2 separate regions of the Homo sapiens genome follow, and region 2 is linked to region 1. A link is a loop called in an ENCODE intact Hi-C map of the cell type or tissue named here. Cell type or tissue: mammary epithelial cell. All regions are shown on one strand.

Region 1 (8,000 bases):
TTTGAGTAAGTCTTGAAGCTACTTAACTTTTTTTTTTTTTTCCCCCATCAGGGCCCTTATTAGAGTTAATTTAATGAACAACAAAAAAACATGATTCGGCCGGGCGCAGTGGCTCATGCCTGTAATCCCAGCACTTTGGGAGGCTGAGGTGGGCAGATCATGAGGTCAGGAGATCGAGACCATCCTGGCTAATATGGTGAAACTCTGTCTCTACAAAACATAAAAAAATTAGCCAGGCGTGGTGGCACGCACCTCTAGTCCCAGTTACTTGGGAAGCTGAGGCAGGAGAATCTCTTAAACCCGGGAGGTGGAGGTTGCAGTGAGCCCGGCCTCCGTAAATTTCTTAAGGAAGAATGCCTGGGAGATGATTATGTTTTTAGTCTGTGATATGGTTAAGCTTTTTGTCCCCACCCAAATCTCATCTGAATTGTAATCCCTGTAATTCCCACATGTCTCGGAAGAGACCAGGTGGAGGTAATTGGATCATGAGCGTGGTTTCCCCATGCTGTTTTTGTGATAGTGAGTGAGTTCTCACGAGATCGGATGGCTTTATAAGGGGCTCTTCCTCCTCCGCTTGGCATTTCTCCTTCCTGCCACCTTGTGGAAATATCCAGCTACAAGTAGTTCTTTATAACAGTATGAAAATGGACTAATACTGGCCAGGCGCTGTGGCTCACGCCTGTAATCCCAGCACTTTGGAAGGCCAAGGCAGGTGGATCACCTGAGGTCAGGAGTTCCAGACCAGCCTGACCAACATGGAGAAACCCCTGTCTCTACTAAAAATACTAAATTAGCCAGGCATGGTGACGTGTGCCTGTAATCCCAGCTACTTGGGAGGCTGAGGCAGGAGAATCTCTTGAACCTGGGAGGCAGAGGTTGCAGTGAGCCAAGATTGTGCCATTGCACTCCAGCCTGGGCAACAAGAGTGAAACTCCGTCTCAAAAAAAGAAAAAGAAAAGAAAGAGAAAGACAATGGACTAATACAGTCTGTGTGTGTCAGAAATATTTTCCATTGCATATTAAAAAATAAATGACTAGCCAGGTATGGTGGCACATGCCTGTGATCCCAGCTACATGGGAGGCCGAGGCACAAGAATCGCTTGAATCCGGGAGGCAGAGGCTGCAGTGAGCCAAGATTGTGCCACTGCACTCTAGCCTGGACAACAGAGTGTGACAGAATCTCTCTCAAAAAATAAAATACAATAAATAAAATAAAATAAATAAAAAGGCCAGGTACGGTGGCTTATGCCTGTAATCCTAGCACTTTGGGAGGCTGAGGCAGGCGAATCACATGAGGTCGGGAGTTTGAGACCAGCCTGACCAACATGGTGAAACCCTGTCTCTACTAAAAATACAATAATTAGCCAGGCATAGTAGCAGTCACCTGTAATCTCAGCTACTTGGGAGGCTGAGGCAGGAGAATCTCCTGAACTTGGGAGGTGGAGGTTGCAGTGAGCCAAGATCGTGCCATTGCACTCCAGCTGGGTGACAAGAGCGAAACTCTGTCTCAAAAATATATATATATATATTTGCTGTCAGCCTATGATTTTAGGTTGTGTTCCTTTGAGGCCAAGCCTGTCTGGATACAAAGTTGGTCACCTTTCTTTACAAGCAGGCTGCTCTCTCCTTTTCCAAATGGCCTAGTGTTACTGCTTTTATTGTGTGAGCACCTGAGTCCAGAGAGGGCAGAGAAGGTAAAGGTGATAGAGGGGGAGAAGAATTCCCAATATACATTGTTTTTCTTTTCCAATCAAAGTACTAAATTCTTTACCTGGATTATTTTATTTAATCCTTTTAAGAACTCCTTGAAATAGGAATTTATTTTTATTCCCATTTTATAGGTGAAAAAATGGTCCTCAAATTCTACTTTTTCCCTTTCCCAAACACATCCTTTTATTGCCTGCCCAGCAATTCTGAGCTCCCAGAGGTGGCCAAAAGGAGGGGCTAAGGAACATGTTCATGACAGCCTAGGGTAGAAAGAGCTTGGACTTTGGCCTCAGACTTATCTTGGTTTGAATTCCAGTGTTGCTACTCACTAGTCATGTTAACACTTGCAAGTTATGCAAACATTGTGGACATTCACTGGTTTTATTTTCTGTAAAATCAAAACCAGTGTGCAATAATATAATGTATGTAAAGATTAAGACATGTAAAGTAGCTAGTCTAGTATCCACGGTGGATAATAAATATGGGTTTCTTTCTGCTTCCTTCTTTCAACTGGAGATAATGGGGATGAACTGGAGCTTGAAGCTGCCCTGTGGAAGGAGATGGAGGAGAAGGAGCCTTTGTGGGAAGTGACCGGGAAGGCAAAGCTCACCCCGCAGTGGCAAGTTGCCATATGTAGACTGGTTGTTGCATCCTGAGTTCCTGGTTTGTGGCCTAAAAAGAATGTAGGGTGAGGCTGGGCACAGTGGCTCACACCAGTACTCCCAACATTTTGGGAGGCTGAGGTGGTAGGATTGCTTGAGTCCAGGAGTTTGAGACCAGCGTGTGCAACATAACGAGATGTCATCTCTACAAAAAATACAAAAATTAGCCTGGTGTAATGGTGCATGCCTATAGTTCCACCTTCTCAGGAGGCTGAGGCAGGAGGATCACTTGAGCCTGGGAGACTGAGGCTGCAGTGAGCAAGATCAAGCCACTGCACTCCAGCCTGGGCAATGAAGTGAGACCCTGTCTCAAAAAAGAAAAGAAAAGAATGTAAGGTGTTTTTACAAAAGGCTAGTACTGGGTGGTGCCAGTCAGTTATCTGACCCAGCCCTTAGAATACTTGTTACCCCCTAGTTTCCTGGAAGAAGGAACTATAAAGACTGAATGAGCAGGGTTGGAGGTGTGGATGAGGCCCCACTCTCCAAGGGTGGCCAGGATGGCTCAGCATGGGGGACACCCTCCAATGGAGCTGCGGGCCTGAGAATCAAGGTCCAGAAAGGAAGAGTATCTGGAACCCAGGAACATTCCTCAGGGGGATCTTTTTTTTTTTCTTTTTTTGAGATGGAGTCTCACTCTGTCGCCCAGGCTGGAGTGCAGTGGTGTGATCTTGGCTCGCTTCAACCTCCGCCTCCCAGGTTCAAGCGATTTTCCTGCCTCAGCCTCCCGAGTAGCTGGGACTACAGGTATTTTGTATTTTTAGTAGAGGCGGGGCGGAGTGAGACTCTGTCTCAAAAAAAAAAAAAAAAAATAGAAATGTTTGGAAAGGCATCAACAAAATATACTTACAGAATGAATTAATGAAGTTTCTAAGAACTTCATTCATAACCCTGGTTCATAAAGAACATTTTCCCACATAATGCCTTCTATTTTCTCTAGGTCAGAGGGTGGGGAAAGGCTCTTACTGGTAGCTATTACTCAAAATGAACACAGGAGGTCTCCACTGCCATGCCTTGGCCTAAAATGGCCTTGGTTTTCCTTGGAAGTCATCTGCATCTGCCTCTCGTAAGACTATTAACTTAGTACTTAAGGTCCAGAACAAAAATAGAAAATGTTTATGTGGGCCGGGCGTGGTGGCTCACACCTGTAATCCCAGCACTTTGGGAGGCTGAGGCGGGCGAGTCACATGAGGTTGGGAGTTTGAGACCAGCCTGACCAACATGGTGAAACCCCGTCTCTACTAAATATACAAAATTAGCCGGACGTGGTGGTGCTTGCCTGTAATCCCAGCTATTTGGGAGGCTGAGGCAGGAGATTGCTTGAACCCGGGAAGGGGAGGTTGCGGTGAGCCGAGATCGCGCCATTGTACTCCAGCCTGAGCAACAAGAGTGAAACTCCGTCTCAGGAAAAAAAGAAAACATTTATGTGGTGCTCTGGGAGATTCATTTTGACCAGATATCCAACTCTGAGCATTCAGACTCTCATTTTGCCTGAAAGTGTAGATTTTATGCCAGAGAACCATCTAGTCAAATGTTCAATGAAGACTAAATGGGAGAAATGGAAAATGTAAGACATTCCCAGCCACCTCCCAAGGAAAATGATTTCCTGTGTTGCACAGGGAGGCTCGGGTAAGCAAGCACCCCACTGCCATGGCCTGGGAGGGGGGACATCATTTGAGAAAGGATTCAAAGAGAAAAGAATGAGACTGGGCGTGGTGGCTTATGCCTGTAATCCCCGCACTTGGAGAGGCTGAGGCAGGAAGATCACTTGAGCCCAGGAATTTGAGACCAGCCTGGACAACATGGTGAGGCTCTGTCTTTACAAAAAATAGAAAACTTAGCTGGGCATGGTGGTGTACGCCTGTGGTTTCAGCTACTTGGGGGGCTGAGTTAGGAGGACCCTTTCAGTGCAGGAAGTTGAGGCTGCGGTGAGCTATATAATTGCACCACTGCACTCCAGTCTAGGTGACAGAGTGAGAACCTGTCTCAAAAGAGGGAGAGAGAGAGAGGAAGGAACAGGGTCCTGTTCACGAGTTCTTTATTGATGAGGACTAATGAGGTTTGGGTGCCATTCTGCACAATAAGCTAAAAGAAAGAGGTTGTTTTCTAATAAAATTCCATCTCTGTATCAGCCCAGCAGGCCTGCCTCCCCTGGATCTCCTCTCACCTGCTCCTGCCTCCATTCAGTCTCAGGCACTCTCTGTCTCTCCCACACCCTTCACCTGGCTGGTCTCCTTTCAGGCTTCAGGTTAAAGGTTTCTTCCTCAGAGAGTCTCTCCCAGAATTCCCCCATCTCAGTAGATTTCCCCATTATTCTCTATCACTGGCCCCTGGTTTTATCCATCAGAGAACTTTTATTATTTTTATTTTATTTTATTTCATTTTATTTTTTGAGACGGAGTCTTGCTCTTGTCGCCCAGCCTAGAGTGCAATGGTGCGATCTCGGCTCACTGCAACCTCCGCCTCCCCGCAAACTTCACCTCCTGGGTTCAAGCAATTCTCCTGCCTCAGCCTCCTGAATAGTTGGGATTACAGGTGCATGCCACCACGCCCGGTTAAGTTTTGTATAAACTCAGCTAGGGCAGGAGTACCATCTGTTTCATTCACTGGTGCATACTGTTAAAGGGAAAACTTCAGCTGAATTAAATTTAAAGAAGCTTAATTGAGCAATGAACGATTTGCGAATCGGGCAGACCCCAGAATCACAGCGGATTCACAGAGACTCCAGGGATGCCTCATGGTCAGAACAAATTTATAGACAAAAAAGGGAAGCAATGAACAGAAATCAGCAGTGAGGTACAGAAACAGCTGGATTGGTTACAGGTTGGCATTTGCCTTATTTGAACACAGCTCGAATACTCAGCAGTCTATGCGTGGTTGAAGAATGGCCACTGGGATTGACTCAGGTGTTGTTACAGGTGCATGCTCCCAAGTGAGGTTTTCAATCTTGCCTGCCTATTAAGCCAGGTTACAGTTTATCTACAAGGATTCAAATATAGAAGTATGGAGTCCTTCTCAGGCCGTCTTTAGTTTGCTTTAACAATGTGTACCTAGCACAGCACCTAGCACATAGTAGGTACTTAATGTAGAATGGCTGAATCGAGCTTAATAAGGAAATAACTAATGGTGGGTGAATGAGGTGCTTGTGAATAAGGAAAGTGGCACGAGGAGCCTCTAATCATTTAATAATTATTAATAAATTAATAGACAATTAATGCAATTCCCCAGTCATTTATTAAATGTTATGTTAAAAAGTGAGTTATGTTATCTGCTTTAAATCTGGTATTCTCTACCTAGACAGCCTTCAAGGCTTCACTTGTGATGGGGGAACTGGGTATGAAGCAAGTCATTGGGAGTTTGGGGCTGAAGAGAACAGAAAAATAATTCACTCTGAAGCCTGTGGAATGTGTTTCTCATGGGCAGAGAGAGAGAGTCGGAACTCTAACGCCTCTACTGGTCTTGGGGCAGATGTGGTCCAAGTAAGTTCTTTGTGTTTGCCTAGGACAGTGGTTCACAAATTTTGGTATCAACAAGAACAGTTAACTTTTATTTATTTATTTATAATAGATGGGCTATGCACCCTGAAGGAGGAGAGAGGAGATTGAAAGTTCAGGAATACAACAAGATGAAAACAAAATTTTTGTTTTGAGACAGGGTCTCATGGCTGGGTGTGGTAGCTCACACCTGTAATCCCAGCACTTTGGGAGGCCGAGGCAAGTGGATCACAAGGTCAGGAGATCGAGACCATCCTGGCCAACATGGTGAAATCCCATCTCAACTAAAATACAAAAAATTAGCCGGGCATGGTGGTGCACGCCTGTAGTCCCAGCTACTCAGGAGGCTGAGGCAGGGGAATCGCTTGAACCCAGGAGGTGGAGATTGCAGTGAGCCGAGACCACGCCACTGCACTCCAGCCTGGCAACAGAGTGAGACTCCGTCTCAAAAACAAAACAAAACAAAACAAAAAACAGACAAGGTCTCACTCTGTTGCCCAGGCTGGAGCACAGTGGCTTTATCTTGGCTCACTGCAGCCTCAACCTCCCGGGCTCAAGTGATCCTCTCACCTCAGCCTCCCGAGTAGCTGGGACTGCAGGCATGCGCCACCATGCCGAGCTAATTTTTTTTAACTTTTATTTTTAGTAGAGATGGGGTTTTGTCATGTTGTGCAGGCTGGTCTTGAACTCTTGAGCTCAAGCAATCCACCCACTTCAGCTGTCCAAAGTGCTGGGATTACAGGCATGAGCCACTGTGCCTGGCTAGAACAGTGAACTTTTATCAAGCATTTACTAGGTACCAGGCATCATGCTAAACACTTTTCAGGTAATTATTGTGGTTAATTCTCACAAGAAAACTATGAGTTGGGTACTAATATTATTTCCACTTACTGATGAGGAAACTGAAGCACGGAGAGGTGCTGTAATTAGTCCAAGCTTGCTGTGGTTTTAGCGCGTTGCTTCAGTGACTCTCTGCACACCAAGCCTGGGGCCACTTCTCTGGATGAAGTTTCCATGGCTTCCCTGAGGCCTCAGCAGGACTTGGCCCATGGTTGTTTGAGTTCTGTCTTTGAATCCGTGGAACCTTGGCCCACATCCAGGGTGGCAACTCCATACCTCAGGCTGGATGAAGAGAACGTGGTGTGCAGGACAGGGGGCACTCTTCAGAATTTTGCCCACAAACATCCAAGGTTTGGGTAGAATAAATGTAGCTAAATGAGTGGAGAATGAAGGACAGGCATAAAGGAAAACTCTAAGTCCAGATACAAACTGGAGGCTGCAAGAATAAGGGCAGTGGAAAGACCATGGGCTTGAGAGCCAAGATAACCCAAATTTGAATGCCAGTGCTTTGCTAGTGAGATGATCTTAACAAGTTACTTACTCATTCTGAGTCTGTTTTCCTTTCTGATAAAAGAGGGATAATAACCTACACAGAGGACCTGGAACTATCTCAGTGCTTTCTAAAATATGTTAGGAAAGAGGAAACAAGTGTCAAGGACAAGAATGTGTTTTAAGAAAAAAGATAAAAGGAGGATGAGTTTGCAGAGAAAACCTCCGTGCTGAAAGAATTCCTGGCAATTGATTGCTTCACCCACGCCTAACAACTCTAGGTCAAAGGGGCAGAATGTTTGACTTAAAGGTAAGATGACCAGCCAGGACCTATTACCAATTTAACACTGTTTTTAGACCCACATCAGAAAAAGCCAACATGTAACTACATTCTTAAGGTGGCATAATATCATAAGGACAGAAATTAGAAAGTAAAGTACTTGATTGCCTAATTTTTTTTTTTACTATTATTTTTTAAACAGAGATGGGGTCTTGCCAGGTCTTGGCCAGGCTGGTCTTGAACTCCCGGACTCAAGCAACTCTCCTGACTTGGCCTCCCAAAGTGTTGGAATTACAGGCATGAGCCACTGCAGTAGCCCTGATTGTTTTAAATAGAAGAAGGTAAAGTATTTTCTCACATAAATTTCTGAATGTGGGAGGCAGCCTACTGACATTGCTTCACGTAACAATCTCCACTTTACAGATCCACCAAATACCAGTATGCTTTTATATTCCTTACCCTGCAGAATCCTATGCATGTGACCGCACAGAGCCTGCTTCTGTGTGCGATGACTGTTCTGCTTGTTTGTTG
Region 2 (8,000 bases), 98 kb after region 1:
TTAGTTTCTGAGAGAGTTCTAAAGCTAGAAGCCAAGATTTACAGAGCAGAGAGCAGGAGAAACAAAGCTCTGCCCTCCTTCCTGGAATGCAGCTGGGGCTCAGTTTTCTTGGTGCAGATAGGAAGAGGAGCCGAGTGGCCTCATTCCCTTACTGAGCCTCAAATTTCCTGTTGTAACACAAAACATTATTATCTAAGGATGTGCTTTGCTTTAATAGAATGTAGCATTCCATTTATTAAAGGCCTGACATTCCCTGTTCTTTTTTTCTGTCCTTAAAATGCCATCTGATATTTTTATTTTTGGTACGCCACATGAGTGCAAACTGAAAAAGCTCGAGATTCGGGCAGATGTTTCCCCTGATACAACTGCAAGTTTATCAAAACGTTTGTTTTTGTCCCACCAGGTCTGTGAGCTGGATATTATCTTTAATTTTGAAAAGGCTTATTTCATCCTGGACGAGTTTATAATAGGTGGGGAAATTCAGGAAACATCCAAGAAAATTGCTGTCAAAGCCATTGAAGACTCTGATATGTTACAGGAGGTCAGTACGGTTTCCCAAACCATGGGAGAAAGATGATGATGATGATGATGATGGTGTTAATAATTATAATATTAACCAGACTTACTGAGTACTTACTCTGTGCTGGGTACAGTTTCTAAACTATTTATATGTATTAGCTTATTTAATCCTCACAACAACTCGAAAAAGTAGGTGGTATTGTTACTCCCACTTTACAGATGAGTAAACTGAGACACCAAGAGGTTAAATGACCTGCTCAATTTCACACAGGAAGTGTGGAATTCCTCTATTCCACTAGGAAGTGTGGCATAGAGATTTGAACCCAGGCAATTGGGCTTTAGAGTCTTTGCTCTTCACATTTGGATGAGCTTTGGAGTGCAAGAGTCCTTCACTGCCAAAAAGGTATCAAATACTTAGTGCTATTCTTTTCAAGAATAATTTTATGAGATGTATAAAAAGACTTTCATTAAAATACCTATGCTTCCCTGGGAAAGGAGAATAGCAGTACATTGTTATTTTGTTTGCCAGAGATATTAAAGCTTTATTATTGAGCATGGCATTTATCATTTTAATTAAAATTTCTTACACCTTTTGGGAAGGCTGTATGTGTGCTCCTGCTTGCATAAAGAAATTGGGAACACTGTGGTTTGCTTGCCAAGGTATAAATGGGCCCAGAAGCATCCATTTTGTACTGCCCTGGACTCTGGGATTTCTATATAAAATAAAGTGGGAATGTTCTTTTAGAAGCCGCACAGATTTGCATCATACCTCCTCAGGGAACTTACCTACATCAGCCCCTCCATTCCTCCCAGGACACTGTGAGAAAGAGCACTTCACCCCACTGACCTCTGCCCTCCCAAATGAGATGCTCTGAGGGGCTGGGTTCCATCCCAGACCTGCCACCCCTAGATTCTTCTTCCCACAGCCTCAGTGGGTCTTCCCATCTTCCTATTTTCAAATAAGTAGGTCAAGAGGATCCAGAGCATTGTAAAGCACCTTTTTAAAATCAGCATTTGGCCGGATGCGGTGGCTCACTCCTGTAATCCCAGCACTTTGGGAGGCCGAGGCAGGCAGATCACTTGAGGCTAGGAGTTCAAGACCAGCCTGGCCAATGTGGTGAAACCCCATCTCTACTAACAACACAAAAATTAGCCGGGCATGGGGATGTGTGCCTGTAATCCCAGCTACTTGGGAGGCTGAGGCAGTAGAACCACTGGAACCCGGGAGGCGGAGGTTGCAGTGAGCTGAGATAGCACCACAGCACCACCTGGGTGACAGAGCGAGACTCCATCTCAAAATAAATAAATAAATAAATAAGTAAAACTGGCATTAAAGCTACTTTTTTCCTGCTATTTGGAAGAGGGTGATTAAATTAACAAAACACCATTAGGTGTGAATTCCCAGCAACTGTTTTGGTGCATCTTTAGGCTGATTACTTGCTCCTGCCCAGCCAGAGCATCAGTCCTCTGGTGAATGGATGTGGAGGAAAACATCTATTTGAGTGGGTGCCGTAAGCAGCTGCGTGTGCCTATTAGAAGGCCAATGCATTCATTACCAGAGGTGTCTGACCTCAAAAAGTGCATCTAAACTCTCTGATGTTGATTTGGCTGTCTCCAAATGCCACAGGGAGGAAAACTTTACAAGGTATTTGAGAAATCAGTGGTTTGGAAATTTCACAAAACAGTGTTTCATAAAATACTCTGGGAGTTGGGGGCAGGTGGAGGGGGTGGAGGTTTTTTTTTAACTTCAGGACCTCAGGGTCCTGACTGTGGAGTCTCCTTACAGGAGAAACAGAGTTTTTAACGGAGTCTTTGGCACTTCAGTAATTAAAGCTGAATTGGGGGCCAAGACACACCTGGGTTAATTTGAAATCCTCTCAAATTAGGAAATGTTTTAAAAAGGTTGTCATAAATCTGGTGTTGCTGGTTCCATTTAAATCTAGGAAGTAAGTGTTTCAAGAGTGAGCTCTTTCACAATTAAATGCTAATTGGTGAATGAGTGGAGGGGCTTGATGGGTAGGTCTCAGGGGACCTTGCATTTAGCCCTGGTGTCCCTATGGTGAGCAGGCAATGTCATGGCCACCCTCTCAGTCTCTTCTGTTGCGCTAACAACACTTGCCAAATACAGAGAGTGTTATTAGTGTTCTCTTGGGCTCTGGTATTCAGTGAAGTCAGTAAATATTCTGGGGAGCTTGTTGAAGAATTGACTTTGCATATCTTGCCTGCTTAAGAGGTTTCAACTGGATAGGAGCCAGTAGTATACTTGCATAAAGGAAAATAATTACTGCTTTTTTTTTTTTCCTGTCCTTTGGACCCAATCATATATTTGTAGTTACTGAAGGTTAAGGGAGGCCTTTGTGACATTGCTTTAGCTGTGAGAACAGCTGTCAATCTTCAGTAGCCCCTAAGACTTTTCTCTAGCTCCTACTTAATAACAGTTTCTTAGAATAATAACTTTTAAAAAGCTACACCTGCCTGCGGATTTAGTAAGAAGACATAGCCTCAAATCTCCAAATGCTCAAAGCTTATTCTGAGCGTGTGGTGGCTAGATGTTGATAAGAGGAAAAGAAAGGAACTGTTTACTTGGTTGGGAATACTTATTTGGGGGTAACAACAATGTGGACAATGGCACAAAGTTATTAGAAGGAAAATTAAACCCTCTGTCTGGGCGTGGTGGCTCACGTCTGTAAGCCCAACACTTTGGGAGGCCGAGGTGGGCGGATCACTTGAGGCCACGAGTTCGAGGCCAGCCTAGCCAACATGGCAAAATCCCATCCCTACTAAAAATACAAAAATTAGCCAGGTGTGGTGGTACACATCTGTAACCCCAGCTACTTGGGAGGCTGAGGCAGGAGATTTGCTTGAACCCAGAAGGCAGAGATTGCAGTGAGCCGAGATTCCACCACTGCACTCCAGCCTGGGTGACAGAGCAAGACTCCATCTCAAAAAAAAAAAAAAAAAAAAAATTGCTGGGCACAATGGCTCATGCCTATAATCCCAGCACTTTGGGCCGAGGCAGGTGGATCACGAGGTCAGGTGTTCAAGACCAGCCTGGCCAAGATGGTGAAACTCCGTCTCTACTAAAAATACAAAAATTAGCCAGGTGCAGTGGTGGGCTCCTGTAATCCCAGCTACTCAGGAGGCTGAGGCAGGAGAATCGCTTGAACCCAGGGGGCGGAGGTTGCAGTGAGCCGAGATCATGCCACTGCACTCTAGCCTGGGCGGCAGAGTGAGACTCTGTCTCAAAAAAGAAAAGAAAATGAAACTCTCAAAGGCGATAGTGGTCATTAACCACAGGACTTGCAATAGGTAGGAGCGACAAACAGTAGATATTTTACCCCAACTAACAGCCTGCCAAGAAGGGAGGCTCAAGGCCAGATGCGATGGCTCATGCCTGTATTCCCAGCACTTTGGGAGTCCCAGGCAGGAAGACTGCTTAAGTCAAGAGTTTGAGATCAGCCTAGGCAACATAGTGAGAACCTTGTCTCTACAGAAAAATGATAAAATTAGCCAGGTGTGGTGGTGTGCACCTGTAATCCCAGCTACTCAGAAGGCTGATGCGGAAGGACCGCTTGAGCCCAGGAGTTTTGAGACCAGCCTAGGCAACATAGTGAGAACCTTGTCTCTACAAAAAGTAATAAAATTAGCCAGGCATGGTGGTGTACACCTGTAATTCCAGCTACTCGGAAGGCTAAGGTGAAAGGATCACTTGAGCCCGAGAGGTCAAGGCTGCAGTGAGCGGTAATCGCACCACTGCACTTCAGCCTGGGTGACAGAGTGAGACCCTGTCTCAAAAAAAAGAAGGGGAGGGTCAGATTGTATCTCATGAGCAATAGGATTCTATGTGCCCTCGTGTGGATGCAGGCGAAACTGCTAGGTGCACCCTAACACTGTCACCCTTAAAAGCGTAAACCATGTTAACAGCTAGGCCAAACCACAATGCAGTAGGAAGTCATAACATACACTGTGCTATATGCATAAGAAACACAGCAGAGCTAGATGTATCCAGAAGAGGACCCAAGATACAGACTCCAGCTCCTGTCTTGAGAAGGTAAGAGCAACTAAGGTTCTGCCAGCTCTAAAAGTCTGCCCCAAACCTTTAAAGTGGCAAGCTCAAGAAAATGCCAACTTTTACCTTATTGGTTTACATAGCTTGAGTAACCAGCCTGGCTCGGCTCAGACAGGGCAGCCAGTGTGGTGTTTAGCAGACTGAGTCATCTGGTGATGTGAGCAGTGCCAATGACTAGAGGCCACTGAACCACAAAGACAGGAAAGTGTCAACTCCAGGCCCCTCCCGAGGCTACAGGCAGGGCCTAGCAATGCTCTCATCTGGTCATGGGTTTTTGTCCACTTTGCAAAAATAAGATATTTTAACTGCAAAAAGTACGTAGCCATACAATATAATATATGATAGAGGAGTGTCAAGCAATTAATTCGTGAAAATAACATGCAACCATTTTTTATTTTGTGATATTTGTCATCTTCAAAATTCACAATCTGTGGTCGTTTCTTTTCTCATTCTAAGTACACTTTATACCTGATTTTGTATTTGTAACTTTGTATTCCCATGTAAATGGTGTAAACTCTAGATTCCATAAAACCAGCATGGCCCAATGGCCTGTATGATCCCTCTGCTAAGTTAAAAGACCCCACGGGCAGCATCTGTAGAGGGGTAGATGGGTATGGGGCTGTCTTGGCCAATGCCCACTTAGGAGGTGAGAGCTTTGTTGAGTAAATGTGGATGACTGAATACAAATGTTTTCTGGCAGAACTCTGGAATTCTAGATAGAGTTGGTGAAAACCAGTTAGAAAACCTCTTTTGAAGGTAAGGGCAGATTTCTAGCCCTAGTATCTCCTGAGCAATCTTGCTCGGCCAGTAGCCTTGGTATCTTCAGCCCATGTCAGTCAGCGTATTTCCTGGCAGGTTCACATGAATCATATACCCTGGAGTTTAAGCTTAAGAACAAGTTGAACTTGGATTGCTAAATGAGCAGATCGTGACTCAAACGAAAGAGGCAGGTGATTTTTTGTCCTCTCGAGCTTTCTTATTGATTCAACTTGGGGCCCTGGTGTGACACAAATATATATGTTTAAAGTAGGAGAGTGTGCAAGAGAAAGCCCATCTGTCTTGCATGGTATAGAACCTGGAACATCACTGTTAACTTTGAACTCTACCTGTAATTGTGAGTCTGTTCAAACATTTTTTTTTAAATGCTGAAAAAAAATATTATGGCTTTGGGGCATGTTAGCAAACTTAGTAACTGATGGACAGTATGAAAAGAATGAGATCATGTCCTTTGCAGGGACGTGGATGGAGCTGGAGGCCATCATTCTGAGCAAACTAGTGCAGGGACAGAAAACCAAATGCCACATGTTCTCACTTAAAAGTGGGAGCTAAATGATGAGAACACACGGACACATAGAAGGGAACAACACACACTGGAGCCTTTCAGAGGGTGGAGGGTGGGAGGAGGGAGAGGATCAGGAAAAATGACTCATGGGTCCTAGGCTTAATACCTGGATGATGAAATCATCTGTATAACAAATCCCCATGATACACGTTTACCTCTATAACAAACCTGCACATGTATCTCTGAACTTAAAAGTTAAAAAGAAACATAATTTGTATACTTTGGGAGGAAGCCTTTGAAAACATATGGCAGAAACTATACATTTTTTCCTGTGAACCTTGTAGAGAAGTAAAGAAATTCTTAAGAATTTTGGTCTGTTTATCTTTTTTGTCTTGACAATATGTATAATAAAGATGCTCTGCACAATATAGGTAACGATACATATGTTATACAGACGTAATTCAGAATTCTCTAATACACGTACCTGGATGTGGTCCTCCTGATCATTTTAGCAAACGTGTTTATCTTAAGTCAACAGTGATATCTTGGCAACTTTGCTTTAGCATTTCAATCTCTCTCTCTCTCTCTTTTTTTTTTTTGTTTTTGAGACGGAGTCTCACTCTGTCACCCAGGCTGGAGTGCAGTGGTGCAATCTTGGCTCACTTCAACCTCCGCCTCCCGGTTCAAGCAATTCTCCTGCCTCAGCTTCCCGAGTAGCTGGGAATACAGGTGCATGCCACCACACTCGGGTAATTTTTGTATTTTTCATCGAGATGGGGTTTTGTCATGTTGGCCAGGCTGGCCTCAGGTGATCTGCCCACCTCAGCCTCCCAAAGTGCTGGTATTACAGGCGTGAGCACCACACTGGCCAAGCATTTCTCTTATCAGACATTCACTTTATGATCAAGCTTAACTTTTTCTCAGTTGAAAGTTACTTAATTCCAGCCCCATATGGATGTGTATACAAATTATACTCAAACTTTGATTAGAATGCAAAGATTTTATATCCATGTATCCTTTTGACAACTTGTTTTCAACAATGGCAAATAAATAAAAGAATGCAGAAGATTTCACAGTCTGCGGAAGGCTGTGACTTAAAGGGAAAATTGTTCTAATTTATTGTTCGCTTTCAGACAATGGAAGAATACATGAACAAGCCTACATTTTAACTGGAAATCTACTTGAAGACTCCAGCACTACATGTTATGAAGCTGTAAATAAGCAACGCCTCCCATCCGGTTTTTTGATGGAGCCTCAGGCACCATGCCAAAAATAATTTAAAGGGATTCTTTGTTAACTAACAAAGTTAAAGTTGTTTAACATATTTATAATTACTATGTGTCTGTATTATTAAAAAAAATTATGTGTCTGTGTTATACTGTATAGGTACTTGTAGCTCTAAATGTTTAAAGTAACTACCACCTAACCCAACAGACAATATTTGTAATGTATTAACTCCATGTTATGTTTTTAAGCTGGTTTAGATACATTAGCTGCAATTTTTTTTGCATTTGACACAATATTGTAATAATCCATGATTTTGAATGTAAAGTATATATGATGTCATTAATACTTTTTCTAAATGTTTAGTTTTCTAAATTGTATAATAATTCAAAATTATGTTAATAGTGCAGAGTTTATATGTAATGCTAGACATTTTTCATACACTTAATAGTACTGTAACTGCAATTCACATACAAAATGTCTGATTTTAATGTGCTGAATTCATTTATTTTTTTTAGAATTGGGATTATGAAAATAACCAAAGAGTATAGAACTTAATAAGTGTTTTTGATGCCTTAGAAGCTGCTATCTTGACTGAGGTTTTAATTTATCTTTTAATTGAATATAAGGGACATTCCAATAAGGTTTTCTATGAACTATATATTTATTAAGGTTTATAGAGACCTAGAGATACAGCATCTATGACTTCCTTTATTATTCTAAAATAGTATGATAAGAATTAATAGCAATAATAATTATTGCTACTATTTTTTAAAATTCACGTTCCAAGCACTCTTAGATGCTGGAAATTTCATTTCAAATATGTTTTAATGTATCTCTAATGCATTTGAAGACTTATTACATGGCTTACTTAGAGCATTTAAGATTATCACAGCCTATATGGTA

What was found. Peaks named below come from ENCODE experiments on the same cell type or tissue, not always from the same donor. Only the 100,000 strongest peaks of a DNase experiment are listed, where the experiment ranks them.
Region 2: it touches region 1 in a loop (7-fold over the local background); 7 of 110 quality-filtered maps call a loop at or near these places.

The regions. Positions count from the first base shown.
Region 1 is chr2:223,855,588-223,863,587 of GRCh38, reverse strand. LOC124907988 (a long non-coding RNA gene) reads left to right here and starts at 6,561. Exons shown (of 2, transcript XR_007088099.1): 1 at 6,561-7,810. In mammary epithelial cell, CTCF peaks have their summits at 1,926 and 3,387; DNase peaks (open chromatin) are centred at 2,037, 2,327 and 3,377; H3K27ac peaks cover 2,343 bases.
Region 2 is chr2:223,757,754-223,765,753 of GRCh38, reverse strand. It overlaps AP1S3 (adaptor related protein complex 1 subunit sigma 3), which reads left to right. Exons shown (of 5, transcript NM_001039569.2): 4 at 404-541; 5 at 7,004-8,000. The coding sequence ends at 7,039. Among named protein-coding and RNA genes, the nearest start is that of AP1S3, 76 kb to the left of the region's middle. RefSeq lists an enhancer at 3,656-4,025 and a silencer at 4,548-4,842. In mammary epithelial cell, a CTCF peak has its summit at 4,382; DNase peaks (open chromatin) are centred at 4,713, 5,443 and 6,003; H3K27ac peaks cover 4,122 bases.